Regions from separate parts of the Homo sapiens genome. Here region 2 is linked to region 1. A link is a loop called in an ENCODE intact Hi-C map of the cell type or tissue named here. Cell type or tissue: heart right ventricle. All regions are shown on one strand. Each heading gives the region's core, and the rest is flanking DNA. Links, peaks and the distances in the headings are about the cores only. Region 1 overlaps PAK1 (p21 (RAC1) activated kinase 1). Region 2 overlaps PAK1 (p21 (RAC1) activated kinase 1).

Region 1 (16,831 bases), core at 6,241-11,240:
AGTGGGGAGGATCTCTTGAGCCCTGGAGTTTGAGGCTGCAGTGAGCTATGATTGTACCACTGCACTCCAGCCTGGGGTAACAGAGCAAGAATCCCATCTCTCTCTCTCTCTCTCTCTCTCTCTCTTTTTTTTTTTAAAGAACAAGGTAGAATTTCAGAGGAGGGAAACACTGGAGAGATTATATAGTCTCAGGGGTTAGCAAACTTTTGCTGTAAAGGGCAAGATAGTAAATAATGTAAGTTTGTGGACATACAATCTCTGTTGCAACTACTGAACTCTGCCAGCATCAGGTAAAAAAAAAAAGCCATAGACAATTTATAAATGAATGGGTGTGGCTGTGTTCCAATAAAACTATCTACAAAAACAGCAGCTTTCCTGACCCTTGATACAGTCCATTCCCAAGAGGGAAAGTGTAACTTGTCTAAGGTTATAAAATTAGAGGTTGGCAGAGAACTCACTATGTGGAATGCTGTTAGCAGTTTTATTTAATCTTCACATAGATGAATAAATGAAACCTAAGAGGTTGAAGAATTTCTCTAAAGTTAGTAAGTGGTACTGGGATTCACACTTAGTTTTTGCTAGGCCAAATTTCTGCTTTCAACTACATCATAATGGTTTTCCGTGCTTTGCAATGTCTCAGAATGGGAATGCAAAGAAAAGCAAGATATTGTGATTTTTCATTAGTGCTTGGCATATAGTAGGCATTTACATCAGTGAGTGTTAGCAATATCATGGTGTGCAGTGGAAGGACTTGAGCTAGACCCTGAAGGAAGGGCTGTATAATTTTGATTCTTTGCAATTTTTTAACATGTATTTCCTTTTGGTCAAAAATAATAAAAGAGTTATATTGTTCTTATTTCTGATTCTAGTAGCTGCTGCTGGTGGTGACAATGTCAAATAACGGCCTAGACATTCAAGACAAACCCCCAGCCCCTCCGATGAGAAATACCAGCACTATGATTGGAGCCGGCAGCAAAGATGCTGGAACCCTAAACCATGGTTCTAAACCTCTGCCTCCAAACCCAGAGGAGAAGAAAAAGAAGGACCGATTTTACCGATCCATTTTACCTGGAGATAAAAGTATAGTATTTGATTTTCTTCTCATCATTTATATGCTTTAAAAAAATTATTTTGGGTAACCTGGATAAAAGATCTGTTGTCTTTGACTTAATTTTCCTTTAATGTTTTCTTTCTGGTTAAATATTTCCCTTTCTCCCTACAGTGGCTGAAGCAAAATGGAAAATAGACCTATTTTTATACTCTATTAACTATATCTGAGCAAAACTGTAAGAGAATAATTATGCTCTTGCCAGATTTGGGACAATCTGAAGTGATTTATTTATTTTTAAATTCTTAAACTGTTTATGAAGCCACAAAATGTAAGAAAAATTGAAATGTCTTTATTTGGAATTTTTTTCCCCCCGAGTTAGTTTCAATTGGAAATGTTTTCTTTCCAAAATCTTGATTGCCTTTTCTTTATTCCAGCTTCCTGGTCCCACTTTCAGGTTTGGGGACTACGTATCAGTAAGAATGGCAAGTAACAGCTGAGAAAAGGATGCAGAGATAACTAGCATTCAGCATGAGTTTACTATGAATAAATTATCCTGGGCAGCCTCATTTCCTTTTTATTGATAAAACTTCTGTTAATAGAAGAGTAATCATATGATGAATAGTGGTGATTTTAACACTGATTTTAACACTGTTGATTTAATAGTGTATATGAAAAAGTCACCAAGATCCTCGTAGACAAGGTTGTAAAATAAAGGTTTTGGTGTCCACAACAAAAGATGACTTTTGTTTGGTACCAAAAATGTTGATTTAAGTGGCTGTTGCTCTGAAGTAAAGTTCTCCTTATATTTGTGGGCCCTGTTCTTATGGCATGCTAAAGATACTGGCTTTCTGTGTGTAAGTAGTTACCATGAGCTTCTGGTTTAGATGGAGCTGGGTCACCACTTACCAGCTTTCTGATCTTAGGCATGTCAGTTAACTGCTTTGACCTTTATTTAGTTTCCTATTTTAAAAGTGAGATATCATTTCACAGGGTTGTTGTGAAGACTACATACAAAGTTCCTAATAGAGTACCTTCCACACAGAAGGTATTTGAATGTTAGTTCTCTGTCTCTTTACTCCTTTGTCTCTGTCTCTTTACTCCTTTGTTGATGAATAGAAACTGGGAGGCATAGCTGGTAGACTACATGGTAAAATCAGAACTGAGATTCTGAAACAGTAGGGCAGATACAACAAGCACAATGGTAGATTGCGGAAAATATCTCATGTTGTAGAAAAATATAATTGCCTAACTACGGATCAGGGGAGATGGTAGATGGTAGTGTCATTAGCCCAATAGGGAACATAGAAAGAAGGAACAAATTAGGAGTGTTGGTGATTGGAGAGCAGGGAAGATGATTATTTTGGACACATTGCATTTGTAGTGTCTTTATATAGATATGTCTTATAAGCAGATCTCATGTATTGTAAATGTCGTACAAGTGAAATGAGAAATAATAAGGACTTTTAATGAGTACATTGGGCTTATATCGTTATGTGTATGAGTCCTTCTACTTCACCTTCACTTCCCTTTGGGTTTGGTGGCTTTGGGTAGAAAAGAAGGCCAGGCACAGGGGCTCATGCCTGTAATCCCAACACTTTGGGAGGCCGAGGTGGGAGGATTGCTTGAGCTCAGGAGTTTGAGACTAGCCCGGGCAAAATAGGAAGACCTTGTCTCTACTAAAAAAAAAAAAAAAAAAGGAGTCGGGCATGGTGGCGTGTGCCTGTAGTAACAGCTGCTTGGGAGGCTGAGGCAGGAGGATTGCTTGAGCCTGGGAATTTGAATCTGCAGTGAGCTGTGATCATGCCACTGCACTCCAGCCTGGGTGACAGAGTGAGATCCTGTCTTAAAAAAATAAAATAGGCCGGGTGTGGTGGCTCATGCCTGTAATCCCAGCACTTTGGGAGGCTGAGGCGGGTGGATCACCTGAAGTCAGAAGTTCAAGATCAGCCTGGCCAACATGGTGAAACCCCATCTCTACTAAAATACAAAAAATCAGCTGGGCATGCTGGCAGGCGCCTATAATCCCAGCTACTCAGGAGGCTGAGGCTGGGAGTATCACTTGAACCCGGGAGGCGGAGGTTGCAGTGAGCCAAGGTTGCGCCATTGCACTCCAGCCTAGGCAACAAGAGCTAAACTCCATCTCACAAAAAATAAATAAATAAAATAAAAGATATGGGTAAGGTGCTTAACCTTGATTTCCTGACTAATTCATTCATATAGTAGCTGCCAACTTCCTTGGTACAAGGGCTATGATCTGAGACAGTGTTAAATGCCCTGCAGTCTTCTTCCACATATGTAGCCACTTTGTTTATCCCTCAATTTAGATGTGTATTTATTTTTAATATTGTATCTTATCAACCAGTGTTCTTGATCTCTATAAATAGGCTTTCAGCCCAAGTGTCTACATGTAGTGAAAGAGGACTTTTTAAATTAAAAAGTTTAAATTGTTCTTGCTGACTCAAACTAGAAAGGTAATAAGATTCTCATCCAGTAGGCATCATCAAAACTAAAAACATTTATGTTTCAAAGGGCATCATCCGGAAAGCAAAAAGGTAACACACAGAAAGGAGAAAAATTTCCCAAATTACATATTTTATAATGGATGTGTATCTAAAATATGTGAAGAAGAACTATTGCAAGTCAACAACCGAAAGACAAGTAATTTTAAAATGGGCAAAATATCTAAATAGACATATCTCCAAAGAACATATACAAATGGCCAAGAAGCACATGAAAGGATTCTCAAATCATTAGCCATCAGGGAAATGCAAATCAAAACCACAATGAGATACCACTTCACACTCACTAGGATGGCTATAATAAAAAAGATAATAACAAGTGTTAGTGAGGATGTGGAGAAATTGCAACCCTCATAATTGCTGGTGGGAATGTAAAATGGTGCAGCCTCTGTGGAAAACAGTCTGGCAGTTCCTCAAAAGATTAAACATAGAGTTACCAGCAGTACATGAATGTTTATAGCAGCATTCATAATAGCCAAAAAGCAGAAACAACCCAAATACCCCATCAGCTGATGAATAGATAAATAATAAAATGTGGAATATCCATACAATGAAATATTTGGTAACAAAGACATGAAGTTCTGATCCGTGCCATGACATGGATGACCCTTGAAAATGCTGTGTTAAGTGAAAGAAGCCAGTTACAAAGGATCACATATAGTATGATTCTATTTGTAGGAAATGTCCAGCATTGGTAAATTCATAGATAGAAAGTAGATTAGCGGTTGCCTTGGGCTGCAGAGAGGGAGAGGCAATTAAAACTAGGAGATGATTACTAAGAGGGGTGGGGTTTCTTTTTGTAGTGATGAAATGTTCTAAAATTGATTTTGGTGATACCTGTCCAGCTCTCTGAATATATTAAAAGCCATTGAATTTTACACTTCATGGGTGAATTGTTTGGTAAGTGAATTACATCTCAATAAAGCTGATTTTTAAAAAAGAAGATTCCAGTCTGAAACAGCAGATGGAAGCAGAGCCTTCAGACATCATTGGAACCTGGAGGGACAATCTTATGTGCTAAATGGGAAAGTGGGGGTCTAGATATTGGGATTATAGTATTGGTTCTTCCATAAATTGGCTGTCTGATTTGGGTCAATTATTTCTCTGTAGACGTCAGTGCCTTCATCTAGAAAAGGAGAGAGAGCAGTAGGCATGTGCAGTTTCTTTTAGCTTTAGAATCCTATAACTGGCCAGGCACGGTGGCTCATGCCTGTAATCCCACCACTTTGGGAGGCCGAGGCGGGTGGATCACGAGGTCAGGAGATGGAGACCATCCTGGCTAACACGGTGAAACCCCGTCTCTACTAGAAATACAAAAAATAAGCCGGGCGTGGTGGCGGGTGCCTGTAGTCCCAGCTGCTGGGGAGGCTGAGGCAGGAGAATGGCGTGAACCCAGGAGGCGGAGCTTGCAGTGAGCCAAGATTGCGCCACTGCACTTCAGCCTGGGCGACAGAGCGAGACTCCGTCTCAAAAAACAAAATAAAATAAAATAGAATCCTATAATTACATAAATGTGATGTTGCAAAGGCGTGGTTAGATCAGGCTTGTCTATATAGGTGAAAAGAAACTAGGCCATTGTAAAGTACTTTATTCAATGATACAGCTGTAGAAAATCCTAGGCTAAATCTAAGTAACCTTAGGCTAAATCTGATCTGAAAATACATCTCATAGCCTCAAGATCAAAACTGCATCTCTGCAGGCTGAAAACATAGAGGTAGAAAACATACAGAGTTATAAGAAGTTCTTGCAAAATGATCTAACTATCTTTCATCCTTTGGTTACAGATTTTCTATATTTGCCCTGGGCACATAGGTTTCATCCCTTTGCTTTAAGACCCTTGATGGCTATAACTAATGCATACATCAAAATGAAAGAAGTCTGAGGTGTTTTTCTTTTGTTTGGAGCCTTTGATCAACCAGTAAGCTACTCAACTTAGTCCTATAAGGATACACAGCAGTGTTGGTAGTCTTTGAAGTGGTATATGCCCTTCATGTAGTATTTGAGCATTTATACCAGCTGCATAGAGTTATGTCTGGAACTGGACTTATAACACAGATTGAGTCCAGCCACTGACATTTGTTAACTCTGATTTATTTTTTAAATTTCATTCCAATATCCTCACTTCCCATTCATCCTATATCATTAGTAGGCTTTTGTCATTTGACATAGTAGATATAAAAGCATTTTCTAAACTAAAATGCAATACAAATAGGAGGTTTGTTTTTTAAAAATGGAAACCTCATTTATTGTTTTATTTGATACCTACAACAACTCATTTTTAGTTGGGGAGGCTAAGGCTTAGAGAAAAGTAAGTTGCTCAAGGTCTCACAAGTGGAAAGTGGGAGAGCTGAGTATGGAACTAAGTCTTCCTAAATTATCTGTTCCATTGTAACATAACTATCTCTCTTAGTTGTTCTCAACCCTGATTACATGTTGGACTCACTTATGGTGCTTTTAAAAAATACAGGGCGGGGTGCAAGTGGCTCACGCCTGTAACCCCAGAAGTTTGGGAGGCCGAGGCGGGCGGATCACTTGAGGTCAGGAGTTCTAGACCAGCCTGGCCAACATGGCAAAACCCTGTCTCTACTAAAAATACAGAAATTAGCCGGTTGTGGTGGCAGGCACCTGTAATCCCAACTACTCAGGAGGCTGAGGCAGGAGAATCGCTTGAATCTGGGCGGCAGAGGTTGCAGTGAGCCAAGATCATGCTACTGCACTCCAGCCTGGGTAACAGAGTGAAACTCCATTACAAAAAAAAAAAAAAAAAGGCTGGGCGTGGTGGCTCACACCTTTAACCCCAGCACTTTGGGAGGCCAAGGCGGGTGGATCACTTGAGGCCAGGAGCTCAAGACTAGCCTGGCCAACATGGTGAAACCCTGTGTCTACTAAAAATACAAAAATTAGCTGGACGTGGTAGTGGGCACCTGTAATTCCAGCTACACAGAAGGCTGAGGCAGGAGAATTGCTTGAACCCAGGAGGCAGAGGTTGCAGTGAGCTGAGATCACACCACTGTACTCCAGCATGGGTGACAGAGCAAAATTCTGTCTCAAAAATAATTAATTAATTAATTAATACTGATACCTGCATTCCACCCAGACCTTTGGAGTCAGAATTTCTAGAGGAGTTGTCTTGGGTCTCTAGAGAGATTTTTGGGAGATGAGAAAGAAGAATGATCTGTAGGCTGTAGTAATGGTTGAGATTTGAGCTGCCAGTGGGTAGAATGTCTTTGGGCATTACCTAATGCTGACCTCTCTAGCATGGCCTCAGTATGTGCCTGGGGGATGCATAAATGATTGGAAAGAGAAGCTGTAATTGAGGGCCTGTAATAGGTGATGCTGAGTTGCAGAATTCCATGTGGGAAAGCCTGGTTCCTGTGGTTAGGATCTGGAGCCTTTGGTTTATTCTAAGAAGTCTTTCAGCATTTAGTTTGAAATCTTTTTCTGGCTGCATTTTCACAAGCAAAGTGGAATTCTCTGAGCTTGGGAAGAGTTTAGCAAAGTTAATTTTAACATTGGACTATGTCAGTGTTTATCTCTCCAAGTTTGGAACGTTTTACTGCCTTGAGCTCAGATTAGCTCAGTGGAGCCAATGAGAGGTGCTGCTTAAAAATCATTTTTTTAAAAAAGGCCAGTGATTTGTGCTGAAACTTTGATGGCTATACCAAGACATGGGATTTTGCAGTGTCAGCCTCATTTCCCATGCTATCAGAAAGCCAAGTGGTCTAGGTCAAAGATAGGGTTAAAGTTGGGATGGGTGAGGTTGGAAGCTTCTTTTCCCGCTTTATTTTCTCAATCCCAAGATCTCTAGATACATGAAATCAAGATGATTCTTTCCTCTTTCTCACCTCAACCACAGTTTCTCTGTCTTAATGAATGGGCTGAGAAACCTAACAGTTTTTTATATTAATGACAACTCATGTTTGTAAAGTTCTTTAGTTTACAAAGCACATATATTTCCTGTAACTTAAAGAATTCTTTTTTTTTTGAGACAGTCACGCTCTGTTGTCCGGGCTAGAGTGCAGTGGCGCGATCTCAGCTCACTGCAACCTCCACCTCCTGGGTTCAAGCAATTCTCCCTGCCTCAGCCTCCCGAGTAGCTGGGATTATAGGCACCTGCCACCACGCCTGGCTAATTTTTGTATTTTTTAGTAGAGGCGGGGTTTCACCATGTTGGCCAGGCTGGTCTTGAACTCCTGACCTCAGGTGATTCACCCGCCACGGCTGCCCAAAGTGCTGGGATTACAGGCATGGGCCACTGCGCCCAGCCAAGAATTCTTAACATCGTTGTAGGAATCCTTATTTAGATATAAGTCTTCTGTCAGTTATATATGTTACAAATATCTTCTGTGCTCTTAGCTTTTATTAGATTAAGTAAATTCCCCTGTAATCTTAGACAGATGCTTGGCATGATGTGAGATAGAATTTTAATGTGGTCAAATTTATTAATTATTTCCTTTCTAATGCTTTGTGGTTCTATTTTTGAAATCTTTACCTACTCAGAGACATGAAGGTTTTTCTATTGAGTTTTCTGTATTCACGTACATGAGCACATGATCTGTAAATTGTAATAGTTCTTTTTCTTTCTTTGTAATCCTTCTCCTTTTACTTCTTTTTCTTGCCTAATTGCACTGGTTAATACCTTCAGTACTATGATGAATAGAAGTGGTGAGGAGGAATACCCTTCTCCTGTTTTTAATCTCAGGAAAAGCTTTCAGCATTTTAGAATTGAGTATAATGTTTGCTCCAGTTTTTGGTAATTACCTTTTATTAGATTAAGTAAATTCCCTTGTAATCCTAGTTTGCTAAGAGTTTCTAATCATGATTGATATCACATTTCAGCAAATGCTTTTTTCTGCATTAATTGAATTGATTATATATATTTTCTTCTTTATTTTCTTAATATAGTAAATTACATTCACTTTTTTTTAAAAAATTGAGATATAATTCACATGCCATACAAGTCACCATCTTAAAATGTACAATTCCGTGGTTTTTAGTATATTCATAAGATTGTACAACCATTACAACTAATTCCAATACATTTTCATCACTCCAGAAAGAAACCTCATACTCATTGCAGTCGTTCCTCACTTCTCCCTTCTCCCCTGGCAACCACTAATCTACTCTGTGTCTATGGATTTGCCTATTCTGGACATTTCATATAAATGGAATTACACAGTATATTGCCCTTTGTGACTGGCTTCTTTCACTTAGCATAATGTTTTCAAGGTTCATCCATGTTGTAGCATGGATCAGGACTTCATTTCTCTTCATGGCTGAATAATAGTATATGGATGTACTGCATTTTATCTATTCGTCACTTGAGGGACATTTGGGTTGCCTTCACTTTTTGACTGTTATGAATAAGCTAATGTGAACATTCACATACAAGTTTTTGTGTAGACATAAGTTTTCATCAGATTCCTGCAGACATACTTCTAGTCATCATAAAAAATTTGCAACTGCAGCAGTAGTCCCAGGGATACTATATCCCTGGGATATGGGACCATCAGGATCCTAGGTTTGCTTTATTTTCTCCATTGTGTCTTCCCTCAGTCCGAAGCTCTTAGTGCCTTCCTGCCTGCAGTCATGTGCTTTGTGAATCTGGTAAGAGTTTATGAAATTTGGTTGACTTGCTGAGCAGGTGGAAAGATGGAAGAAAGATCACACTGCTTACTTCTTTTGGCCTCTGCTTATTCTGTTTCTTTTGGAAATGCCCTTTCCCATCTCGGTCTGGCTAACCCCTGTTCATCCTTTATGACTTCTTTCAGGTATTATCTTCTCCAGAAGAGTGGTTTATTACTTACCTTCTTCTGTACACAGAGCATGCACCATTGTCCTATTTTGCAGATTGAAGACTTGAAACTCAGACTTTCCCTGGGTCACCCAGTGAGTTACTGGCAAAAATAATACTGAATCCTTCCTCTGAGATTCTTTCCACTAACAGAAATTTCTTTTAATTCCCTGACCTCAGCTGTTTAGCTCCTGGGTTTGTGGTGATGAGCCAGTGAGACAGTGACTGGCAGAGCTTGGTGAAGGGCTGTACACAGGTGAAGGGGATGATTGTTACTTCCAAGAAGGGATTAATTGGGTTCCAGGTGGCTCTGGGACTGTATGACTTCTCCATTTCTCTCCTGTATTCCTGCCTCTTGAATCCTGTTTTCTGCTGGTGATCCCCAACTGGTGAATACTCAGTCTAAATATTACACAGTACCAGGCCGGGCGTGGTGGCTCATGCCTGTAATACCAGCACTTTGGGAGGCCAAGGTGGGTGGATCACCCGAGTTCAGGAGTTCGAGACCAGCCTGGCAACATGGTGAAACCCTGTCTCTACTGCAAATACAACAAGTAACTGGGTATGGTGGCGGGTGCCTGTAATCTCAGCTACTTGGGAGGCTGAGGCAGGGAGAATTGCTTGAACCGGGGAGGTGGAGGTTGCAGTGAGCTGAGATCACGCCATTGTACTCCAGCCTGGGCAACAAGAGTGAGACTCTGTCTCAAAAAAAAAAAAAAAAAAAATTACACAGTACCCAAGCTAAATCCTGCCACCTAGATTTCCCCGTTCCTTTTACTTCTCTCCTCTCCCACTTCAACCAAGTCATTGCTATTCTTGTACTCCGCGTCTAATCTATGTTAAACTGTTATTTCAGTTAGTAGTTGATACCAGTCAAATCTCAGTAGGGATCAGGGGTATAATAAAGAGTGAAAGACTTGATCAGGTAGACTACAGTCCTGTGCTCTGTGAATCAGGACAAGTCAACTTACATCCCTGGGCCTCTTTCCTCAGGGAATGGGATCATGGTCTCTAGAGTCACTCCCTAATATTTTCTTTCTTTATTTTTTTGAGACACAGCCTCACTCTGTCACCCAGGCTGGAGTGCAGTGGTACAATTTCAGTTCACTTCAACCTCTGCCTCCTGGTTCAAGCTATTCTCATGCTTCAGCCTCCTGAGTAGCTGGGATTACACGCATGTGTCTCCACGCCCAGCTAATTTTTGCATTTTTAGTAGAGATGGAGTTTCACCATGTTGGCCAGGCTGGTCTTGAACTCCTGACCTCAAGTGATCCGCCTGCTTCAGCCTCCCAAAGTGCTGGGATTACAGACGTGAGCCACCGTGCCCGGCCATTCCCTAATATTTTCTAGAGTGTTCTTCAACTAAGTAAGCCATGTGCTGTATTGAAATTCAGAAGTACAGGGATTGTAATTGGAAGTGGTAATTTTGGTCCTCAAGAAGCTTACATTTTGGATTTTTAAACTAGCAAGGAATTATATAAGATAGGAAATGACTAGATGCTTGGTGGTGTAGCAGACTCAGTGTCTTGGGAATTAACAGGAAGAAGAAAGGTCAGGAAATCCTTCCTGGAAAAAGTGGGACCTGAGCCAGTCTTTAAAAGATTGCTGAGATAGGGAGAAGGAGAAGAGAGCATTCCAAACAAGGAGAAGAAAAAGCAAGCAAAAAGTTGGAGGTGGGAATATGTGAGGTATATTCAAAGGTTGCAGGGTAAAGAGTGCTCAGTAGAAGCAGAGCTGACTTTAGCATTACCCTGTGTGTTCATGTATTAAATGATTTCATTTCTCTGGAACTCTTTTCTGTAAACCACTCATGCTTTGAGCTAACTTTCTTTTTGGGTCTCCTTTACCAAAGTTTCTTATGCATTTGACAGTTCATGCCTGTGATGTATTATATAGTATATCAATTATATATAATAGAAATAATGTATAAACATGCATAGATATAGAAAATAAAAATTGAAATAAAACACAAATATAATTGTACTTCCCTAAGTGACTAGATCAGAGGGAATTTAGAAACAGAAAGTAGTTCCAAAGCCCTGCCACATGTTCCAGTGCATTCTGGCTATGAGAAAGACAGATGGACTTACGTCATAAAGGACTGCTTGACTTGGGGCCCTGGTATACCCCTTAGCCTTCTCTTTCTCAAAGCAGCTGCTTCTGAGAGGGAAATTGCCAAGTGCATAAATAGCTTAAACCCTAGCACTTGGCATGTAGGCAAATGGTTCTCATTAAGATACTGAAGAATGAACGTTTGGAATCAGACCTGGGTTCAAATCCCAGCTCTCAGTAGCTGTATGAGTAAATTACTCAGTTTCCTCATCTGTAAAATGACAGTAGTAGTATTTATCTCATAGGATTGTAAGAATGACGGTAGTAATATCTATCTTGTAGGATTGTAAGAATGAAGAAAAATACTATATTGACATCATGGTTTGTATACATGGCAAGTTCTTAATGTCATTTCTTCTTACTACACTGAAGTATGTTTTCTTGATTCAACTTGAAATTTTTTAGGGGAGGTAAAATAGAATGTGAAGAGCCTTGGCTTTGATGCCAGACTTTTTGGATTTTAATTACTTAATGATTGTAGGCAAGTCTGCTCCCAAATTTTCTAATCTACAAGTAAAACTTACCTCAGGATTGTGGTGATTGTATTAGATGATATGTATGAAATACCTATTTAAAACTGTGGGATGCCATCTCAGGAAGGAATCTTAACTGCAGAGCTTTGAGAAAGCATAGTTTCTTGTTTTCATAGATTCACAGAATGTAGGTGCTTGAGGGACCCTTAAGATCATCTAGCTCATCCTCTCCCTTGTTTAGATGAGAAAGCAGAGATCCTGGTCTCTCTTTCTCTCTCTCTCTCTACACACACACACACACACACACACACACACACACACACTCTGTGGTGAGGTAGAGGTGAAACTGGCTTGAACTCTAGACCTTTTTGTTTTTTCCTTCTCATTTTGCTACCTTTTATCAGGGTTTTGCTGGGTCTGTGGAGGTGTTAGAACTTCAGAATTTCTTTTGGTTAGTGTGTTGAGCTCCCAGACAGCAGGGTTTTAAAATAAGGTTCACAGGTGCTGGGTAACAAGTGTTGTGAAAGTCAGGCCAGAGCTGCTGAAATGAACATTTATTCCTGCCCTGGAGAGAATTTTTGTGTCTTAGGCAGATTCTTTAAACTCCTTGCCCAGTTGAGTTAAATGTCTGGTCATTTTTTCCTTTCTTCACTTACTGTCTGAGCACCTACTTTGTCCAGGTGTGTGCTAGCCTCTGGGAAGCTGTGATTAATTTGACATGGCCTCTGCACTTAGAATTCAGTCTGGTATGGAAGATAAACACTTATAATAGTCAATTACTATTACATATATTGGGTGCTGTGGGAACAGAGAGGGTAAAGAACCACCCAGCCTAGAGATCAAGGAGGGCTTCACAAAAAAGATGACTTACTCTATATCAACTGGCTAGTTACTGGTAAAACCAGAACTGTTAACTCTGACAGACGATCTTTTTGCCTCTCCCTTTATTTTATTGTTTTTTGTTTTTTTGAGACAGGGCCTCACTCTGTCACCCAGGCTGGAATGCAGTGGCGTGATCTCAGCTCACTGCAACCTCTACATCCTGGGCTCAAATGATCCTCTTGCCTCAGCTTCACAAGTAGCTGGCATTACAGGCATGCACCACCATGTCTAGCTAATTTTTGTATTTTTGCAGAGACAGGGTTTTGCCATGTTGCCTAGGCTGGTCTTGAACTCCTGGACTCAAGCAATCTGCCTGCCTTGGCCTCCCAAAGTGCTGGGATTACAGGCATGAACCACCGTGCCCGGCCACCTCCCGTACTTTAGTTCAACAAGAAATTAAGTCTTTAAACATGCATTGAGTATCTGCTCCAATCCAGATCCGTAACTGAGCTCTTCTACATATGTGAAATATTAATAGATAGACTTTGCCCTCTCAAGGAGACTACAGCTCAATAAAGAGCTAAAATAAGCCTAAAAACAATAATGTTCCTGTTTTTTATTTCCTTTTGCCTGTTTCTCTTGCAGCAAATAAAAAGAAAGAGAAAGAGCGGCCAGAGATTTCTCTCCCTTCAGATTTTGAACACACAATTCATGTCGGTTTTGATGCTGTCACAGGGGAGTTTACGGTAAGTCCTGGGTCACAGAAAGGTCTTTAGTCTTTTAGAGTTCTGGCTGTGCACTGTTAGATTCAACCCTTTCTCATCTTCCTGATGCTTCTATCTTTGCCTGAGACCCTGATTACAATTTTCTCACGTTCATGAGTGGGACACTTTCATCGCCAAAATTGTATCCAGAGAAGCCTTTCCATCTCCGTTCCTTAAATAATAAACCTCTGTTAAATGGTAGGCTTGGTAGCAGGCTCTGTGTGGGGCACTGATCATGCAGGAACAACATCCTATCCTACCATCCTGGAGGTATAGCCTGGTGAAGGAGCAGACATCTTAAGAAATGACTAATTCAATGAGAAAGATATTATAAAAGAGGCTTGTGTAAACTCTGAGAGTATAGAGAGAAAGGAATGACTAATAAATGCATCTTTTGCTGCTAGCAAGTGTCAAAGTTAGCTCTGATGTTCTTTCAGGCTCCCCTGTGACTGTGCCTTCCTGTTAGTCTTGCATGTCTCTCTTACAGGGAATGCCAGAGCAGTGGGCCCGCTTGCTTCAGACATCAAATATCACTAAGTCGGAGCAGAAGAAAAACCCGCAGGCTGTTCTGGATGTGTTGGAGTTTTACAACTCGAAGAAGACATCCAACAGCCAGAAATACATGAGCTTTACAGGTATGAGAACTGCGTCCAGGGCAGTCTCAGCAAGAGATGGTTTTAATCTGGGTGGGAAAGCTCACATGCCTATTAGTCTGGGATGAGAGAAGAAAGTAGTGGAAAGAGTGGAAGTGGCACTTTAACGTGGAATTTTGGAATTTGACAGCCAAGATGATGGACTTTGCATCAAACTTGAGTCTTCACTCTGTCACTGCACACGTTTTTTTAAAAATAGCATGGTATTATATAGAGAGAACACAGGTTTTATGCTAGAAGGTCTAGATTCTGACCTTTACTAGGTTCTACCAGTCACTTCATTTCTTTGCATCTCAAAATGGGAATTCCTATCTCAAGAGGCTGTAGTGAGAAATGGTTGGGCGCAGTGCCTCACGCCTGTAATCCCAACACTTTGGGAGGCCAAGGCAAGAGGATCGCTTGAGGTCAGGAGTTCGAGACCAGTCTGGGCAACGTGGCAAAACCCTGTCTCTACAAAAAATACAAAAATTAGCCGGGTGTGGTGGTGCATCCCTGTGGTCCCAGCTACTTGGGAAGCTGAGGAGAAGGGATCACTTGAGCCTGGGAGGTGGAGTTGCAGTGAGCAAGGATCACACCACTACACTCCAGCCTGGGCAACAGAGTGAGACCCTGTCTCAAAAAAAAGAGGTTATAGTGAGAAATAAGTGAGCTGATTGATGTGAGAGTTCTTTATAAGTTGTAAAACATCACCATAGAAATGTAGCTATCATTGTCATCATTATTGTTAATATTATTATTAGTTATTTAATAACATTAATGTATGTCTTCCTCAGGGAACTAATTTTTATTAGTTAAATGAAAAACAGGCCAATAAAGAATAAGTTTCTTTAGATGTACCCTCGGTAGAAGGGACTATATTTTTCAGAGTGTTTTTAATAGCAGAATTGGGATTAGAACCCAGGTCTCCTAATTCCTGTAACATCACCTTTTGAATTTACTACTTGCCCCTAATAATGTTATTTGGAGGCTCTCCTTCCACAGCGGACCAGCTTTCCATTGTTTTGCAGGTGTGAGAACCAAAGAAGGCCTTTCTAATATGCTAAATTAATAGTGGGCTAATCTTTTAATTTCTAGGCTCTTTACTCATGTTGCCTCCTTCAAATGGCAGTATTGTTGGGAAGGTGAGAACCAGGATGAACTAGTGAATTTTGAAGGATGCTTTCCCCAGCCAGTATCTGGCTTGTTTCAAGGGCACAGATGGTGGAGATGACAGGCTGCAGCTTCACTCATGCTGCTATGGTGGTGCCCAGGAGAGGGCCATGCATGTGCCCAGCAGTATTTCCTTCCTCTCGTCTGGCCCCGCTGAGTCTGTCTCACTTACTCCATTGAGGGACTGAGTCATTTCAAGGAGGAATTGGGCTGGAGGGCTACTGAGTGGGAAAGTTTTCTAGTCAGGAAATTAGAGTTTGTGTTTAAGGAACTTGTCATGGAAACATCAGGTTAGAGGCTGTCTTTGAAAACCTCAGTGGCCAAGTCTTTGCAAGGATCTTTCCTGCATGTATGTATGTAAATATGTGCTAGTGGCATGTAAATGTGTATGTAAACAGAGACATAGCCCTGTGGGTTTGCATATATTTGGAATTAAAGCCTACTTAAGTATTCATGAACAAAGATAAAGTCCACTCAGGTATTCATGAACGAACATATGTATAAATATAAACATTCAGGTAATTATGTGTATGTTCATTCATGCATGCACATATGAATAATATTGAGTGTATATGTACAGATACGTGTGTACATCTACTTTTGTATGTATAAATTTGTGCACATGTATATATATGTATGCAAGAATTTTAATTTTCTATAAGTTGAAGACTAGGGCCAACTCTAGGCAAAATTGCATATTTGGTATAGGTTTTTTTAAGTGTCATATCTCTCCTTTCCCTATTTACCATCCTCTTATACTATTAGTTATGATAATACTACCTCATTTGTATATGCTCACATGTGAATTACCTCATGTGATTCTTTTGCTGGAGTCCTGTGGTGTGATCTTGGCTCACTGCAGCCTGTGCCTCCTGGGCTCAGGTGATTCTCCTGCCTCAGCCTCCTGAGTAACTGGGACTGCAGGCATGCACCACCACCCCCAGCTAATTTTTGTGTTTTAATAGAGACAGTTCACCATGTTGGCCAGGCTGGTCTGGAACTCCTGACCTCAAGTGACCTGCTCACCTTGGCTTCCCACAGTTCTGGGATTACTGGTGTGAGCCACTGAGCCTGGCTCCCTCATGTGATTCTTATGATGGCCTTAGATTGGCAGGGCAAGGACTATTATGCTCATTTTATATACTCAAAGAAATTAATTAGGCTCAGAGAAGTTAAATGACATACCCCAAGTGACTCAGCTGATACATGATGGAAATGTATTTTAAGTTGGGCCTTTAACTCCTTTGCTGCCTATAACCGAAGCACAATCTTCCATGCTAATTTTTTTGTCAAGTATTTCTATTTTTTCAACACTTAATTTTTTTTTTTTTTTTTTTGAGATGGAGTCTCACTCTGTCACCCAGGCTGGAGTGCAGCAGCGCGATCTCGGCTCACTGCAACATCTGCCTCCTGGGTTCATGCAATTCTTCTGCCTCAGCCTCCCAGGTAGCTGGGACTACAGGTGCATGCCACTATGCCTGGCTAATTTTTGTA
Region 2 (16,831 bases), core at 4,933-9,932, 61 kb before region 1:
TTTTTTTCTTTTAGAAAGTTACTGCTTGAGTGGCAAGGAAATTAGAGAAACTGCTTCTCATAGACTAGTTGGGTTGCTGGCTGAAGGGGACCCTAGGAGATGTCTAATTCAACACCCTTATTTTATGAATGAGAAACTGAAGCCAAGAGAAGAAAAGCAGCTCATTCAATATTATATAAGTTAGTTACAGAGTCAAGACCACATCTCAGCACTTCTGACTCCCTATTAAGTATATTTTTACTACACCTCTCTGCAAGGCAAGTGTAAGAGGAATTGTGGGGTAGTGTAAAGAGTGCAGATTTGAGGGCATGAGATCTGGGTACAAACTGTGGCTCTGCTACTTACTGACCTGTTTCTCAGAAAGTAATATCACTTCCTTAAGCACCAGTTTCCTATTTATAAAATGAAATTATGTTGATACTCTGCCTCACAGCGTTATCATTAGAATGAAATGTGAGATGCAGGGGAAAAAATGAAATGAAGACTTTAAAGTGGACGTGGCCAATTTACTTATGAATTTTTAGCTCCATCACTTATTAACTGTGTGATTTTGGGCAAGTCACTTAATTTCTGTGAACGTAGTTTTTTCTTTGTAAAATTGAGACAATAATAGCTCTCTTACAGGGTTGTTTTGAGGACATTAATATATATAAATGTAGGGGAAAAGAAATATTTTTCCCATTGCTATGTTCATGGCTGAGGCTCCTGTAGCAAAAGACATTAACGAGAGAGGTCGGGCGTGGTGGCTCACGCCTGTAATCCCAGCACTTTGGGAGGCCGAGGCAGGCGGATCACCTGAGGTCAGGAGTTCGAGACAGCCTGACCAAAATGGTGAAACCCCGTCTCTACTAAAAATACAAAAAATTAGCCGGGCGTGGTGGTGGCGCCTGTAGTCCCAGCTACTCGGGAGGCTGAGGCAGGAGAATGGCATGAACCCAGGAGGCGGAGCTTGCAGTGAGCAGAAATCGTGCCACTGCACTCCAGCCTGGGCGACAGAGCAAGACGCCGTCTCAAAAAAAAAACAAAAAAAAACAAAAGACATTAACGAGAGAAAAGCAAGCAAATATATTTAATACAAGTTTTACATGACATAGGAGCCTTCATAAGGAAATGAGGATGCAAAGAAACAGGCAAACTTGTGTATTTTTATGTTTAGGTTTGATGGAAGAAGTGGGTAGTCTTGGAGAAATATGATTGGACAAAGGCGGTATGATGTAATGGTAATAGGATCAGGGTTGGAGGGAACTTAGCAAGGCTGGTTTGTTCAGATTTTTCTGTATGTCCCTGTGTCTTCAGAGAAAAATGAGGCTTTCCTCTGGGAATAAGGAGGGTACCTCTTGAATGAGGATCTGATTACCTGCTTCAGGGGAGAAGGGTGAGGGGAAGCTGAGAGTGAGAATACTTTCTTGCGTCTGCTGTTTTCTCATATGCTAAGATGTCATATTTTGGGGTAGCATGTCTTGAACCCCATTATAAAGAATCAAAGTGGTGGCTGGAACATAATAGGTAGTCAGTAAATGTTTGAGATATTCTCAGAAGACTTAGTTCTGTCTTCTCAAATGGTTTCCCTAAAGTCTTAAAATAAATACATCAGAACTTCTTGTTCTGTGGTTTTAAAGTGTTTTGTGGAGTTTGATTCCAGAGGCTATAGGTGGTGTAAGGTATGAGCTTTGCTGTTAGTCAGATTTCCATTCTAAACTCCTGTGGCACATAGGCAAGCTCTTCTGCCCAGAGAAGGGCCTCTAGAGATGGCAGGTTTTGTGGTAAATGGATTGAAAAAGAGGAGGAGGAAACTTGGTAACTGGGAAACTTGGGTCACTTCTGCAGGCAGTTGCAGCCCACTGAATAGCAGTATGTCAGGACCTTAGTGGTGAAACCATTTTTCATTGTGATCTCTGTCTCTGTTATTCTAAGTGTCTCAAAAACTGGAACCATGTCTAAGTCCTCTGCTGTTTCAACACCTGACCCACAGTAGATATGCCAATGTATTTTTTTGAAATAATATCTATCTAAAGTGGAGAACTTCTGTGGCCCATAGAGTTCCATAAATCCCTAATGGCTCCTAATTCTTCACCCCAGCTTCACCTTGCAGAGATATTTGTATTTAACAAGGATTTTCTAGTCTTTAATCATAAGGATTTGCAGGATTTCAGGTCTTGGGTTTTTTAGGCCTTGCTCTGCTGCCTACTTCCCTTTGCAAATATGGTCAGGCCAGACAGCTATTTCCTTCATCCCTAGTCATTGTGTGGGACCTGCCAGGTTCTTTCGGGTTTTTAATGCTGGGGTGGTATTTGTGGCTTTAATGCACAAGAGTTGGGGAGCATGAAACCCACATGATCAGGTAAACATCATTCTCTCAGTGGGTCCAGGGTTATGAGAAAACATAATGCTGGGATGTTCTTTCTTCCCAACTCTACCCCTAGAATTGATACTTTTATGTAAGCCATTAATTCAGTAAATACCTTCTGAGCATATATACTGTGGATCAGACATTCTGCTGGGTGCTTTAAATAATTATCTTTCCAAATACTCACAAGTTAATACTTTGAGTTAGACTGAGGGTATTGCCTTCAATTTCGCAGAAAAGGAGTCTGAAGTTTAGATGAAAGGAAATGACTTGCCTTAGCTAGTAAAGGGCAGACCCAGGATTTGAAACCAAGTCTTCATGACTAAAAGATAATCATTGATTGTCATGCTTGTCTATGCTTTCAGAATGGGAAGCTCCTTGAAGATGCATGTCTGATTGAATTTTTGCTCCCTGTTCTCAGCACAGGGGCTAAAACAGAATTTTTAAAAAATTGAATATGTAATACATTGGAAAGTCCTAGATAGAATAGGGGAATTGGGGTGAGGGTATTGAGAAACTGTTTCCTAGTCCACATTATTTCCCTGGAGAAGCTCCAGTCCTTAGGGTGATTTTTTTTTTTTTTTTTTTTTTACCTATAGGATTGAAAAGGAAAGCATTATTCATTCCAGCAACCCATAAGGAAAACTAACACAAACATTGTAATGCTTTAAAGATCTTCGTGTCTCATTGGGAAAATAACACCTCCTTCACTGTGTTATTTTGAGGAAAAGTGAGATGATAAAAGAGTCTGCCTGAACTCTAACGTTTTATGTTAAGTTGTTTTCATGCCTGGCTTTACCTGCCCTATCCCCTTTCTGGGCTTCAGTTTCTCTATGTGTACAGTGAGATGTTGAACTGAATGGTCTTGCTGCTCTTCCTTCCTTCATTAACATGAGAACAGATAGTTGATGCCTCTGATGTTCATGTTGTTCCCATTGCCCTTTTCTCTTTAAGCGCACTGCCTAGTTTCCTTTAAAGTCGTTGCCTTCTTTAGTTTTCTTTTTAAGCTGTTTCTGTGTGGGCTAGTGTTCCCTTTTGAGGTTGAATTGAATTGTGTAAGGCCTCAGGAAGTGGTGGAAGCACCTTCCTCAAACCTGGTTGCACCAAAGGCCCATCAAGTCAAGTCTTGTCCCCAAAGAGGAAGAGAAAGCCTGGGGTTCTTAGCCCAGGCTAAGATTGAAGGAGTTTCTCTTTCGAGCTTTCTGGGTTAATTTCAAAACGTACAGGAGGGACATTTTCTTTTAAATTTCAAACACTCACCCTGTATATCATTAATATTCCTTAGCCATTTTTGTATAATATCATTTTTTAATTTCTATCCACCTTCTTAAATCTGTCCCTTGGGTCAGACAAAATGAATTCAACCTTTCCTCCACATGACAATTCTTTATAATCACAATAGTGATTTTATTACTGTTCTTCTCCAGCTAAATAGTTTCAAGAGTTTCTCAAATGACTACCTCTTTTTGCCTATTATACCACTTTGCTTTCCACAAAAAACTTCCCATGGGTAGTCCCTTCCTCATGCTAATCTTATTTCTGGTTCTGTATAACCTATCACTTCTTTGTAAGTTTTCACACTATTGCTGAAATAAGCCAAACATTCTTTCTCATGTTCCCTTAACTTGGGTCTCATAGCATTTTGTTTGTTTAACATGTTTTCCTTTGCTTGCTGTCCTTACACTCAACAACCTTCAAGACCAAGTTCAAATATCTGTCTCTGATGCCTTCTCTGACATTGTCCTCCTGTGCCAGGCAGAATTAGTATTTCTTCCTTCAGTGTTTATGTGTTACTCTGTTGTAATGGCTATGACATCATTTCTTATATTATATTTGTACTGTGTTATATTTTGTGTTGTACTGTATTGTAATTAATGTAATTTGTATATTCTACCTCTCCTTAAACACTTCTTCAAAACAACCCTTCCAAGGTTAGAAATACGTAGCAAATACCAGGTGGTCAATAAAAGAGGAAAGTACCACGCATTGAGTAACTTACTGCTGTGCAAGTTGCCTAATAAATATTCCCAATCCTCACAACAGGTCTCTGACATATTTTTCCATTTTTTCCCATATGAGTCTCCCATTTTACATATGAGGTAATTGAGGTCCAGAGAGATTAAATGATTAATTTCTGATCTCACAGCTGGTAACTCAGACAGAATTGGGATTCAAACCCAAGCTTGCTGATTCCAAAGCTTGAGTTGTGTTTGGAACTATTCTTCTGACTCCTAATTCAGTATTCTTTCTGTGCACATCAAAAACACACAAATTGAGTATGTAGATGTGTTTAATGCAGTGATGGACTAGAGTTCAAATGGGAGTGTGGTGGAATGAGGAGCAAATAGCTGTGGTACTCTCATAATTGTGTATTAAGAAATAGCCCTAGAGTTATTAATGCCTTAATTGCAACTGTAGGCAATTCTGTAATTTGGCATTTTAAAATGAATCTATTTTGGCTGGGCATGGTGGCTCACGCCTGTAATCCCAGCACTTTGGGAGGCTGAGGTGGGCGGATCACCTGAGATCAGGAGTTTGAGACCAGTCCGGCCAACATGATGAAACCCCCGTCTCTACTAAAAATACAAAAATTAGCTGGGCGTGGTGGTGGGCGCCTGTAATCCCAGCTACTTGGGAGGCTGAGGCAGGAGAATCGCTTGAACCCGGGAGGTGGAGGTTGCAGTGAGCTGAGATCGTGCCACTGCACTCCAGCCTGAGCGCGAGACTTCCCCTGAAAAAAAAAAAAAGAATCTGTTTCATCTTGTTAGCAGATATAACAACACCTACCTTTGGACATGTTCTGTTCTAAAAAGGGATGAAAAGCTGCTTCTCTCACACTACCACGGGCAAGATAGATGAGCTCAGCTTTGACTTGAAACAGTGTTAGTGCTTATGAAATCTTTCGCCTCCAAGTTTTGTCCTATTTTTGTTAGGTGCTGGTAACCTACCTTTCAGAGCTATAGAATCAGACAATGGGAATAATGGGATTCTTATCCCAACTATTTGAACAGGTTCTCACCAGGGAGAGCCCAAACACAAAGGACCTTTTTGGAGTTGGTAAAGAAGGCCAAAATGTAGACCCTGGGAAACACCTCTGCCTCCTTGTTTTGTGGCATGGGCTGCTGATTCATCCTATATTCTTTTAAGTTGGCTAATAGCGGATGTGTTATAGAAAGGTAACAAAAATAGGATCTAGCTCTTCTTATCTCTGTGTGGTTTTGGGTAAATGATTTATACTTCCTATGTCTTTATGTGTTTTAATCCAGTGATTCTTTCCAGGTGAAGGGATCCTGTTGTACAGGGACCACACATCTTTGCTGCTCAGGGACTATGCAAGGCTCTAGATTACAGCTTCTTTTGCTCTCCTTTTTTGTTTTTTTTTTTTCTTTTTGTCACAGCTCCCCTATTCACTATTATTCTAAACAGTTTTTGAAATCTCTTACCGTCTGATGTCCCCTCACCCATTCTCTTTATTGTTGAGGTTCATACCTCTTTTATAGCTTTACCATCATTTTAGAGTGATTTTGGGAGGGAACATAAGTAAATGTGTTTTCAATCTGCCAATTTTAACTAGAAACAAACTTCAAAGGAAGTTAAACCAATAGAAAACTGAAGTTGCATTTATATCTAGAGTTATAAAAACTTTACCATGAAAGTACATGAGAGGATAGACCTTTCAATGAGATGTTCTGGATTCAAATCTTAGCTCCATCATCTATTAACTATATGACCTTGGGTCTGAACTTTCTTTTTTTTTTTTTTTTTTTTTTTGAGACAGGGTCTCGCTGTTTCACTCAGGCTGGAGTGTAGTGGCATGATCTTGGCTCACTGCAACCTCTGTCTCCTGGGTTCAAGTGTTTCTCATGGCTCAGCCTCCTGAGTAGCTGGGATTACAAGCCTGCACCAGCATGCCTGGCTAATTTTTGTATTTTTAGTAGATTCAGGGTTTCGCCATGTTGGCCAGGCTGGTCTCGAACTCCTGGCCTCAGGTGATCCACCCACCTCGGCCTCCCAAAGTGCTGGGATTACAGGTGTGAGCCACCGTGCCCAGCCTGGGTCTGAGCTTCTTAATAAAGGATAGGCCAGCACAGCCTAGCATAGAGACAGTGAGTCAAACATTTTAATATCATGAACAACAAATATTATATTTATTATCTGCTGCATGCTAGTGCTAGACCCTAGAGATACAAAGATGACTAAGATTCACTTCCTTTCTTGGAGAAGCTTGCAGACTAGTGGCAAAGAAAGAGAAAATAATACTTTAGGAACTGTTGATTGAGCATGTACTATGAACTGTGATAAGTACTGGAGATATAAAGATGAATGAGACAGTTTCAACCCTGAATGTGCTTATTGTATAGTGGGGGTGGGGTGATGAGAAGGAGCCCTGTAAATCAATAACTAATACAACGGACAAGGGAGAATAGGGCATTTACGATCAAGAAGGGAGAAGTGGTATCTGTAAGTTGAAGAAGATACCGCTTCAGGATTGCACTACATGATCTTTAAGCTCTCTCTTGGCCCCAAACAGTCCATGATTCTATATGTGATAGATATTATGTATATAAAAAGCTCATGAAGAGAAATGTAGATTTTTAAATAGCTCACTCCGGTGTGAAACAGAATTAGGGAAGTAGGAAAAGTGATTTTCTGGTTATCACATTCTAAAACAACAGTGGTTGTTGAACATTTTCCAGAAAGTGATCAAGAGAGCAAATGTTTCCTGAATACCTTGCCTGAGGTCAGTTTTTCCCTAAGAATGGTAGATGATACCAAAGAAGTATAAAATAGTGTTTCTGCCCTTAAAAAACTTTGATTTCATTAAGAATGTAGGATATATACACTAAAAATAAATTGAACAGTGCCACCAAATAAACTGGGTACAAACTTTAGTAGTTTAGAGAAAGGTGGCTGTATTAGTTTCCTAGTGCTGCTGTACCACAGATTGGGTGACTTAGAAAAACAGAAATTTGTGGTCTCTCAGTTCTAGAGGCCAGAAGGTTGAAATCAAGGTTTTTGCAGGTCCACCTCTGGAGGTGCCTGGCCTCTATCCTAGTTTCTGTTACCCTCTGGCCTTTCTTGGCTTATGGATGGCTTCTTTTCCCTTTGTCCTTTCACCTAATCTTATCTCTGTGTGTGATTGTCTCTTGTGTCCAAATTTCCCCTTTTTATAAGGACACCAATTATATTGGATTAGGGTCCACCCTAATGACCTCATTTTAACTTGATTACGTCTGTAACTACTCTAATTCCAAATAAGGTCAATCCTAAGGTATTGGTGGTTAGGATTTTAACATTTTTTTTTTTTTGAGACACAATTCAACCCATAACAGTAGGCTGGATGGTCAGGAAAAGAACTTGGTCAGGTAGGATTTGGATTAGCAGAGAGAAGTAGAGATATTGTGGGATAAGTCCTTGCAGTATTCAGACCTCCATCAGAGGACACTTGAGGTGAATTCATCTTGGTGGAACCAAGGAGTTTTGAGATCCCCCAAACAGGGACATTTGGAGGAAAAAGACAACTTCAGTTTTTTTACTTAGTTGTTTTTGTGTATATTATACTATTGTGGGCAGCTTTTCTTTTTCTAGAAGCAATTTTGTTGCTGTATGCCACATTTCTAGTCATGACCATTAAGATGTTGATTGCATGGTATATAACAATTTATTCTTAGGCAACAGAAATTAAATTATTTTAACTTACATGGCCATTCACAATAATAGAAGATGTTTTGCTTCGTAATTGTGATGAGTTTACAAAGAGTTAGATGGCTTCACTCAGAGAATTTCACATTAGAAAACGAGGGTGAATCAGGACATTTCTCAATCTGTGGCTCTGGGGGTTAGGCCAATAGTTTTTGAGCATGACCACACCCGGGAAACTTAAAAATATAAGCTTCCTGATGATACCCACGTCCCACCCTGGACCAAATAAGTTAAATTTGGGGGATGGTGGTTGGTATGGGACCCAGGCGTCGGGTTTTTTTTTTTTTTTTTTTAGAGCTCTCCAGGTTTACGTACCTGGTTGCAGCTCACTGGGTTAGGAGAATAAGAAGGAAACTGGATTCTTGTCCTTGCTGTGACCTTTTGGCCATTCCCTAAAACTTTCCAGTTTCAAGTACATCTCTTCTGAGAATAAGGAAATCTAGGTATATTATGTCTGAGAATAAAGAAATCTAGGTATATTGTGTCTGGCAAGTTCCATCTGTTTAATAACCATGGGTAAGTCACTGGAATTCTTTTTGAGTCTCAGTTTGCTCATTTATAGAAGAGAGATAATTGAAACTGCTCTCCAGTGTTGCTGTGACAATAAAATATTTGCAGATATTTCAAAATGCTATGTAGACTCCAGAATACTATATACTGTAAATGTGAGGGGTGTTTTATTTTCATTGACAGACAACTTGCTGAAGATATCACAGCTGCTTGGTGCCCTAGACAGGTTCAGAATTCTCACCTTCTGAATCTTTTAATTTTCTCATTAATTTGAACTGTGATTTTGCTTCCTTTTTCTTTTATTAAGTTGTACCTGAATGCCTTCTGTTTTGGATACTTCGAGATCCCTTGGTGTCATTAAAAGCTTACTGAATTAATGGAAAAAACATGGTCTTTAGAGTTGCATGAATTTGAGGTTCAATCCTGGCTCCATTAATAACCAAATCATTTTAACCTCTTAAGTTTCAGTTTTCCTGTATGTAAAATGGAGTATTACATGGGAAATAATGTAAATGTACTTAGCATTTTGCTTGATACCTAATAAGCACTGGTGATTATGGCTTCTTGTTATTATGAGGGGCAGTAATAGAGGGGGATACTTACATTACAGTTGGATAAGGGTTGTAGTAGAGGCCTTTCCATTTGACTTCACTGAGCAGAGCCATCTCCTTGTGGTGGCTGTTGGGAATGGGCTTGCTGGGGAGTCTTCCACAGTCTATTATAACAATCTTACTTTGTATAATTCTTTTTTTTTTTTTTTTTTTAAGAGACGGAGTCTCACTCTGTTGCCAGGCTGCAGTGATCACGGCTCACTGCAACCTCTGCCTCCTGGGTTCAAGTGATTCTCCTGCCTCAGCATCCTGAGACTACAGGCGTGCGCTACCACACCCGGCTAATTTTTGTATTTTTAGTAGAGACGGGGTTTTACCATGTTGGCCATGATGGTCTTGATCTCCTGACCTCGTGATCCACCCACCTCGGCCTCCCAAAGTGCTGGGATTACAGGCATGAGCCACCAGGCCCAGCCTACTTTGTATAATTCTATACTGTTTTAGATACTTTTAGAAACTATTCTCATTTAATCCTCACAATAATCTGCAAGGAAGGTGATATCTCTGTATCTTCAATAAGGAAACCATGGCTAAGAGAGATGAAATGAATTGCACAAGGTCACCTTGTGAATAAGCAGCAGAGACTGTTGTTGTTTAAGGAGAAGCCCCAAGCCTTGAGGCTTTGGGTTTCATTTCGGCTGGACTTTTGGTTTCATGATCGGGGCTTTCTGATGTTAACCCAGGAAACCTTAGTTTGATGGTTGTATTAGTTATCTATTGTTGTGTAGACAAATTACCTGCAAAACTAGCAGTTTTAAAAAAATAAACATTTATTATTTCACACAGTTTCTGAGGGTCAGGAATCTTAGAGTGGCTGGGCTGGGTGGTTCTGCTTCACTGTCTGTAATGGGGTTACAGCCAAACTGTTGCCCAGGACTGCAGTCATCTGGAGGCTCAAGCAGGGCTGGAATGAACTCCTTCCAAGTTCACTCATGCCGTTCATTGTTGGCCAGCCTCAGTTTCTTCCTGGCTGTTGGCTAAAAGCTTCAGTTCTTTGCCATGTGTGCCTGTCCATAGGGCAGGGCAGTTCACAGCATATCAGCTGGCTTCCTCAAAGAAGAGATCCAAGAGAGAGGAGAGTAATCAAAACAGAAGCTGCTGTGTCTAATGTAATCAAACTTCAGAAGTGACATACCATCACTTCTGTTGTATTCTTTCAGTCACATAGACCAACCCTGTGGGAGAGGACTCTACAAGGATGCAAATACCAGGAGACAGGGAACATAGGGTACTATCTTAGAGGCTGGCTACCTCCAAGTAGTGGTTTTCACAGTGGTAGAAAAATTTTGAGACCAGGCTATACATATCATGTATTAAGGAATTAACTTTAATAAACAGGTTAAGATTCTATTCCATGTTCCAGGCATGGTGGATATGAGGAGAATTCCCATATGTCTTTAAGGGATAGTTTCTGAGGGTGAAGGGAGCAGGGATTCCTTCAGAAGCCTTCTGGGTCTCATTTTTCTACTATTAATTTTTCTAAGTTGGTAACACAACCATGCCTGTTTTACCAGCAACCAGACACTTTCGTGAGGGTCGGGAACACAAGAAGATTTCTTTGCTATTGGGTGTTACCTGGTGATTTGGTCCTTGCAGGTCTGAGCATTTTGACTCTTACTTGTGGAGAAAATTAGCTGATGAAACTGTGCATCTCCAATACTTAATGCTTTTAAAAACTCACATTCAGTTTTACATGATCATCTCAAAGGAGTAGTGATGAGATGGGAAATCAGCTAACCTTGAAGTCAGTACATCTGGGTTTGAGTTCTTGCTTTGCCACTAACTGACCATGTGATCCTAAGTCATGTTCTCTCTCTGGACTGCAGTTTCCTTAAGTATAACAAGGAAGTGTTAAACTAGGGCTTTGAAGTGGAGCCTCACAAGCTACCTGGGTAAGGTTGGGAGGTGAGAAGAGGCTGAGGAAATAGAACTTATCCACCTCCATTTCAGCCAGAGAAGCTCTACTTTTCGTCTGTTGAAATATTGGCATTACTGTAAGATTTGATTGGAAAAAGAGGTAGAGAGACTTTACAAAAAAGCTTGGAAACCACTGGATTGAGTGATTGAATTCTCAAAGGACTTCTCAGTGAAAAGAAATGGGTTGGCTTTTCTGATGCCATTGAGCAAGGACTAGCCCAAGGGGTATGGGATTACCCTCCTTTTTACAGATAGGATGGCAGAGAAATGGACCTAGATGTCTCTAAGAAACTTAGGCCTTTTCCTCACCTTCTTTCCTTTAGATTTTTTTTTTTTTAAGACGGTATTTGGAGAGATGGGCATTAAATACCGATGGCTGCATCTCCTGTCTCTAAGCTGATTGAAGCTTCTTCAGGAACAGGATCCAGGTCTGCAGGGCTAAAGGCCTTCCCTTGAAAGGCAGAGTATGGTACAGGCCTCTTGGGAGAGGAGGGGGTCAAGTGAGTTAGCAGCAGGTGAGAAGGACTGGTCTTCTAAGTTGGTCTCTGCCTCCTTTGGATTATTTAGCTGTAAACATACTTTCCCTGGCCTATATGGATCCCCAAGCCCATCTAGCTTTTGGAGAACAAACTAATGGAGGAGGTAGAGGTGGGAGGAGCAGGTAGAGGTGGGAGGAGCAGGTAGAGGTGGGAGGGGCAGATAGAGGTGGGAGGAATTCAGATGAATCTTGCTTCCAGCAGCTTAGAAGGTCTCTTGTTTTTTGGTGGCTTCAATGCATATTGTTATTTCCCTTGCTGTATACAGCAGGTCTTTACTAGCTGATTGAAGCTTATCTCTAATCATCTTTTCCCTACTGTCTGTTTTCTTTCTTTCCAAGTAAATATTCTATTTTGGAATAGAAGCCTGGAAATTAATGGTTTAGTAGAAAGATTCTAAGAGTTCTATTTAGAATCAGCAGAGGTGAGTCAAGTTCCAGGTTTTCTATTTACCTGTGTGACTATGGGCAAGTTTTTTAACCTTTCTCAGTTTGTTTCCTCATTTATAAATTAGGATTGCTGTGAAGATTAAAGGATATAGGCATGTTAAGTATGGTACTTACCCTTATAGTAAGTGCCCTTATAGTAGGTGCTAAGTATTTATTATTATTTTTGTTCTTTATTTTTTATTTTTAGAGATGGGGGTCTCACTATTTTGCCTAGGCTGGTCTCAAAACTCCTGGCCTCACACTATTCTCCTGCTTCCGCCTCCTCAGTAGCTAGGATTATAGATGCGAGGCCCTGCACCTGGCTATTTTTGTTCTCGTATGTTTGAAAGTTTAGGATAGATGCTAATTAAATTCTAAAAAATACCATTTTATAGCAGAGTAACAAAATCAGTACTGAAGAAATTTTTCAAATGATCTTTTCTGATATATTCATTTTATACTTGGAATTGGTACATTTTACACTTGGCTCAGAGTGAAGCAGTGAATGGTCCAACGTTACCTGTGGAGGCACCGGGGATTAAGTTTATAATACCTGATTCTCCGATGACAGGTGTACCTTAGACTAGTCTGGGTGACTGGGGCTGGATTAAATATCCATACTAGGTTTCTAACTTTATGCTTTGAGGGCCATTGATTTGTGTGACCTGAGAAGCCAGTGGCTACCTTGAGCTTAGGTACTGCTGAGTGGAGCCAATCTTATACCTTCCCACTCTCCTGAGAAATTTTCCCTGATACAGACCCAGGCACCTGATGGTTCTTGACAATTTAAATTTCCTTGACAATTTAGTCCTCTTTCCCTCTCCATATGTTAAACCCAGAAAAGAGAAGGCAAGTACAGTATAGCCATGATGTCTCTGGAAGTGAATGACCCATTGTACTGAGGTAGAGACATAGAAGGAGGGCAGGAGAAAGGATAGGACCAGAAAAGTCCTTGGGTATTTTTTTTTCTCTAGAAGTCTGCTAAGGGTTATTCTTTCTGTAATTGTCTGAAAAGAGAATTGTAGAATATTAGGGACTGAAATTTCCCTTTAGGGGCATCTAACACAACCTTTAACCCATGTTTGAACTCTCTCTTCAAAGTTCCTGCCAGGTAGTTTTCCAGTATCTGTGTACTTCCATGTTGGTGAGCCCTGTACTTCTAGAAGCAGGCATTTTCTTGGTTAGATATTTTGGCTTTCATTTTTTATTTTATGTATATATATAATTTTGGCTTTTAAAACTAGAAGTAGAAGCAGTTATTTTCTTGGTTAGATATTTTGGCTTTTTGGTTTTAAAAGCCAAAGCCCTAACTTTTAAAAGATAGAAGAGATAGCATGCTCCTCTATAGGGCTTCTAGTTTTAAAACTAGAGTAGAAGCACTCATTTTCTTGGTTAGATATTTTGGCTTTTTCTTTTAAAAACTAAACTAAAGTTTAGTTTGGCTTAAAAGCCAAAGTCCTAACATTTAAAAGATAGAGGAGATAGCATGCTCTTCATGGCTTCGAATCACTGGCCTCTCACATGAGGAAACAGGCTTAGGCAAATGAAATGATGTATATCGGACCATTGGGTGTGACTCTTCCACTCTGCCTCCAGCTAAGAGAATCAGGCAAGACAGAGACCCAGGAGCTCAGTTCTAGAGCCTCAAATTCATCCTCATGTCTTTGTGGGTGAGTGGTTTTTATTAAAATAATTTATTTTTTCATAGGCTTGCAGAATGTACTAGTACTAGAAAGAAATTTACTGATCATATAGTCTATTTTAATCACCATTTTATAGATTAATAACTGAGTTCCAGAGAGGTAAAGCCATCTGCCCAATGTCATACACAGAGGTTCTGTGACAGAACTGACGTTAGGACTGTGGTTTCCTGGTAGCAAGACCTAGATGTCTTTCCATAAACAGCTCTTTTAGAGAAGCTGTTACCAAGCTCTAAAACTATATATTTTTAAGTGCCATGTGACCTGTGTACCTTGAGATTTCTATTGGGAGCAACAGCATTAGTTAAAATTACACAGATTTCAGTCTAAAAATATCAAGTTGTTCTTCAGCCTAACACGAGAAGGTAAAGGGCTCCATCCACAAACATTTATAGAGCACCTAAAGAAGCTCATTGTCTGTTTTGGAGGCAAGCCTTTGATACAGTTTGGATATGTGTCCTGGGCCCAAATCTCATGTTTAATTGTAATCCCTAATGTTGGAGGTGGGGCTTGGTGAGAGGTGGTTGGATCATGGGAATGGATTTCTCATGAATGGTTTAGCACTATCCCCTTGGTGCTGTTCTCATGATAGTGAGTGAATTCTCATGAGATCTGGTTGTTTAAAAGTGTGTGGCACCTCTTGCACCCCTCTCTCTTGCTCCTGCTCTGGCTATGTGACGTGCCTGTTTCCCTCTTTACCTTCTGCCATGATTGTAAGTGTCCTGGGGCTTCCCCAGAAGGACAGGTCCTTGGGAAGGTATTTTAACTGGGGAGGGTGGGGACAGAGGCCAGTGCTGTGTTTGACCTCTGATGATGCTGGAAAAGAAATAGATGTTGTTTTCAAACTGGGTAGTCCAAGGAGAAGAGGGAGAAGGAAAGGAAATGCTTGTGAGGTACCTGAGACATATTGTTGAGTTAGCTCTTGGAAGCAGCACAAGTCTGGGAATCAGGAGACCTCAGTTCCAGTGCTGGCTTTCCTATTGAATATCTATTCTTTTGTAGATTACTTGCTCATTCTAAGTCTTGGAGATATCGAAAACATTTATACCTATCTAATAAAGTCTAGAAGGGAGATCCATATACTCTTAAAGAGTTCAGAGGAGTTCACGAGAGAACTTTTGTTTGATTTGTTTTAGTCTATATTTGAATTTCTCAATCTTGGTACTGTGTATATTTTGGACCGCATAAGTCTTTGGGGAGTATGGGGCTGTCCTGTGCCTCATAGGATGTTTAGTTGCATCCCTGTCCTCTGCCTGCTAGATGCCGGTAGTGGCTACCTCTTCCCCAAGACATGACAATAAAAAACATCTCTAGACATTGCCAAATGTCACCTGGAAGGCAAAATCAACTTTTGTTGAGAACCAGTGGTCTGTATTCATGTGAATTGTGGGGACAGCTAAAAGATAAAATTAATAATATTATTATAATCTTATTTAGCACTCACTGTGTACCAGACACTGTTCTAAGCCTTTATTTAATCCTCATAATAATCGTATAAGTTAGGTACTCTTACTATCACTGTTTCACAGATGAGGAAATTGAAGGAAAGTAAGGTTAAGTGAATTAATAGCAGTTAATGTTTTTCTAAGTATGTGTCAGGGACTGTGCTAAGTACCTGACCTATATGTTATCTCATTTAATACTTACAATCACTCTGTGAAGTGAGTTCTGATGTTATCATTGTTTTACAGATGGGAACAGATAGGCATAGATCTGTTGTGTGCCTAACCTGCTACTGAATGTTGAGGGCACACTAGAGTAAATGATTTACCTCTTTATCTTAATGATTTAGTGTTGTTATCCCAATTCATTGTTTTAGTTTCCAGACGACTTTTTCCTATTTTATCCTCAGAACAGTACTGTGAAATAGGTAGTATCATCCCCATTTTATAGATAAAGAAACAGACTCAGAGAAAGAGGCTTGTGTAAAATCTCATAGTAACTGATGCAACTGACTGGCATCTGTCGCGCATTTTAGTTTATTTGTGATTGACCATGATGCTTCCAGCTATACTAAGAAGCAGGCAGTCAGGTGACATACTGTACAGCAAAGAAATACTGAGTCCCTGTTTGAGATGGAGGGAGAGCTGAGAGAAGCTTCTTCTGATATGTAATTTGGAGTTTGCTGGTGAAGTTTTCTTCTGCATATGTGCTTTCCCACGCATATCTTACTTCCTGATTGGCACTGGCTGTGTATCACAAGTTGTAATTATGTTATAATTAGATTGTTTATTTCTTTAACATCTGACTTCTGCAGTGTTCTATCCTATAAGTTACATAAATGTAGGACTCTGTTTTGTTCACAGTATTCCAGCACAGTGTCTTGCATGCAGTAGTCACTTTATGAAAATTCTGAATCAGTAGGCACATGAGAGGTAATTAAGAGAGAGAGATAAATTGACTTAGTCAAGATTATATAGCAGTTTGGTAGCACTTCTGGGACTAGATCTGATTTTTTCTATCCTTAAGCCCAGAATTCTTTGTACAACATAGTGCTGCTTGCCACATGCCTATCATGATTAGAGCTATATGATTTTGCTCTGTGGTCTTAGCCAAATCTGTTGGTTTTCTTTTCTGTAAACAAAAGTATTAAACAGCTGTTCTTTTCTCCTTCCCATCTTTGGTTGCCCACCAGTGATATCCTGGTGTGGCCTCCAACCATAGAGTAAGTGTCTGCTGAGAAACAGGGAAACCTTACTCTCCCTGCCAACCTGGAACTGGGAATCATGTTATTTCTCCTGAACACCTTCCTATTTCAGTGGTGATGTGGCGGTCATGGTCTACCAATTGAAACAGAAAGCAGAGTTTGGATTATAGAGGAAGAAGGCAGTTGGAGTAGCTACTTTAACCCTTCTTTATTCAGAACTGCACTCTGAGTGCCTATGTACACATACTCTAGCGCCTTCTTACTCTTCATTATAAACATTGGGGTCTGCTCATTTTCCCTTTAGTTTGTTGGAAAAACACACAAATCTACTTAAATTAGTTGAGGAAAATGTCCTCTTCCATTTTCAGTTATTTTGTTCAGTAATACTAGTGATAAGGGATGTCTATTAAGAGAAAATATGTGGGCCGGGCG

Evidence for each region. Hi-C counts contacts between places; a loop is a spot of excess contacts. Peaks named below come from ENCODE experiments on the same cell type or tissue, not always from the same donor. Only the 100,000 strongest peaks of a DNase experiment are listed, where the experiment ranks them.
Region 2: it touches region 1 in a loop (4-fold over the local background); 1 of 110 quality-filtered maps calls a loop at or near these places.

Annotation. Positions count from the first base shown.
Region 1 is chr11:77,376,580-77,393,410 of GRCh38, reverse strand. PAK1 (p21 (RAC1) activated kinase 1) reads left to right here. Exons shown (of 15, transcript NM_002576.5): 2 at 870-1,080; 3 at 13,417-13,517; 4 at 14,023-14,170. The coding sequence starts at 891. Among named protein-coding and RNA genes, the nearest start is that of GDPD4, 83 kb to the right of the region's middle. In heart right ventricle, for the core only: no CTCF peak of the experiment used is centred there; no DNase peak of the experiment used is centred there; H3K27ac peaks cover 2,084 bases.
Region 2 is chr11:77,435,799-77,452,629 of GRCh38, reverse strand. All of the region lies in intron 1 of PAK1 (p21 (RAC1) activated kinase 1), which reads left to right. Among named protein-coding and RNA genes, the nearest start is that of PAK1, 30 kb to the left of the region's middle. RefSeq lists enhancers at 3,136-3,565, 3,145-3,915, 9,873-9,942. In heart right ventricle, for the core only: no CTCF peak of the experiment used is centred there; no DNase peak of the experiment used is centred there.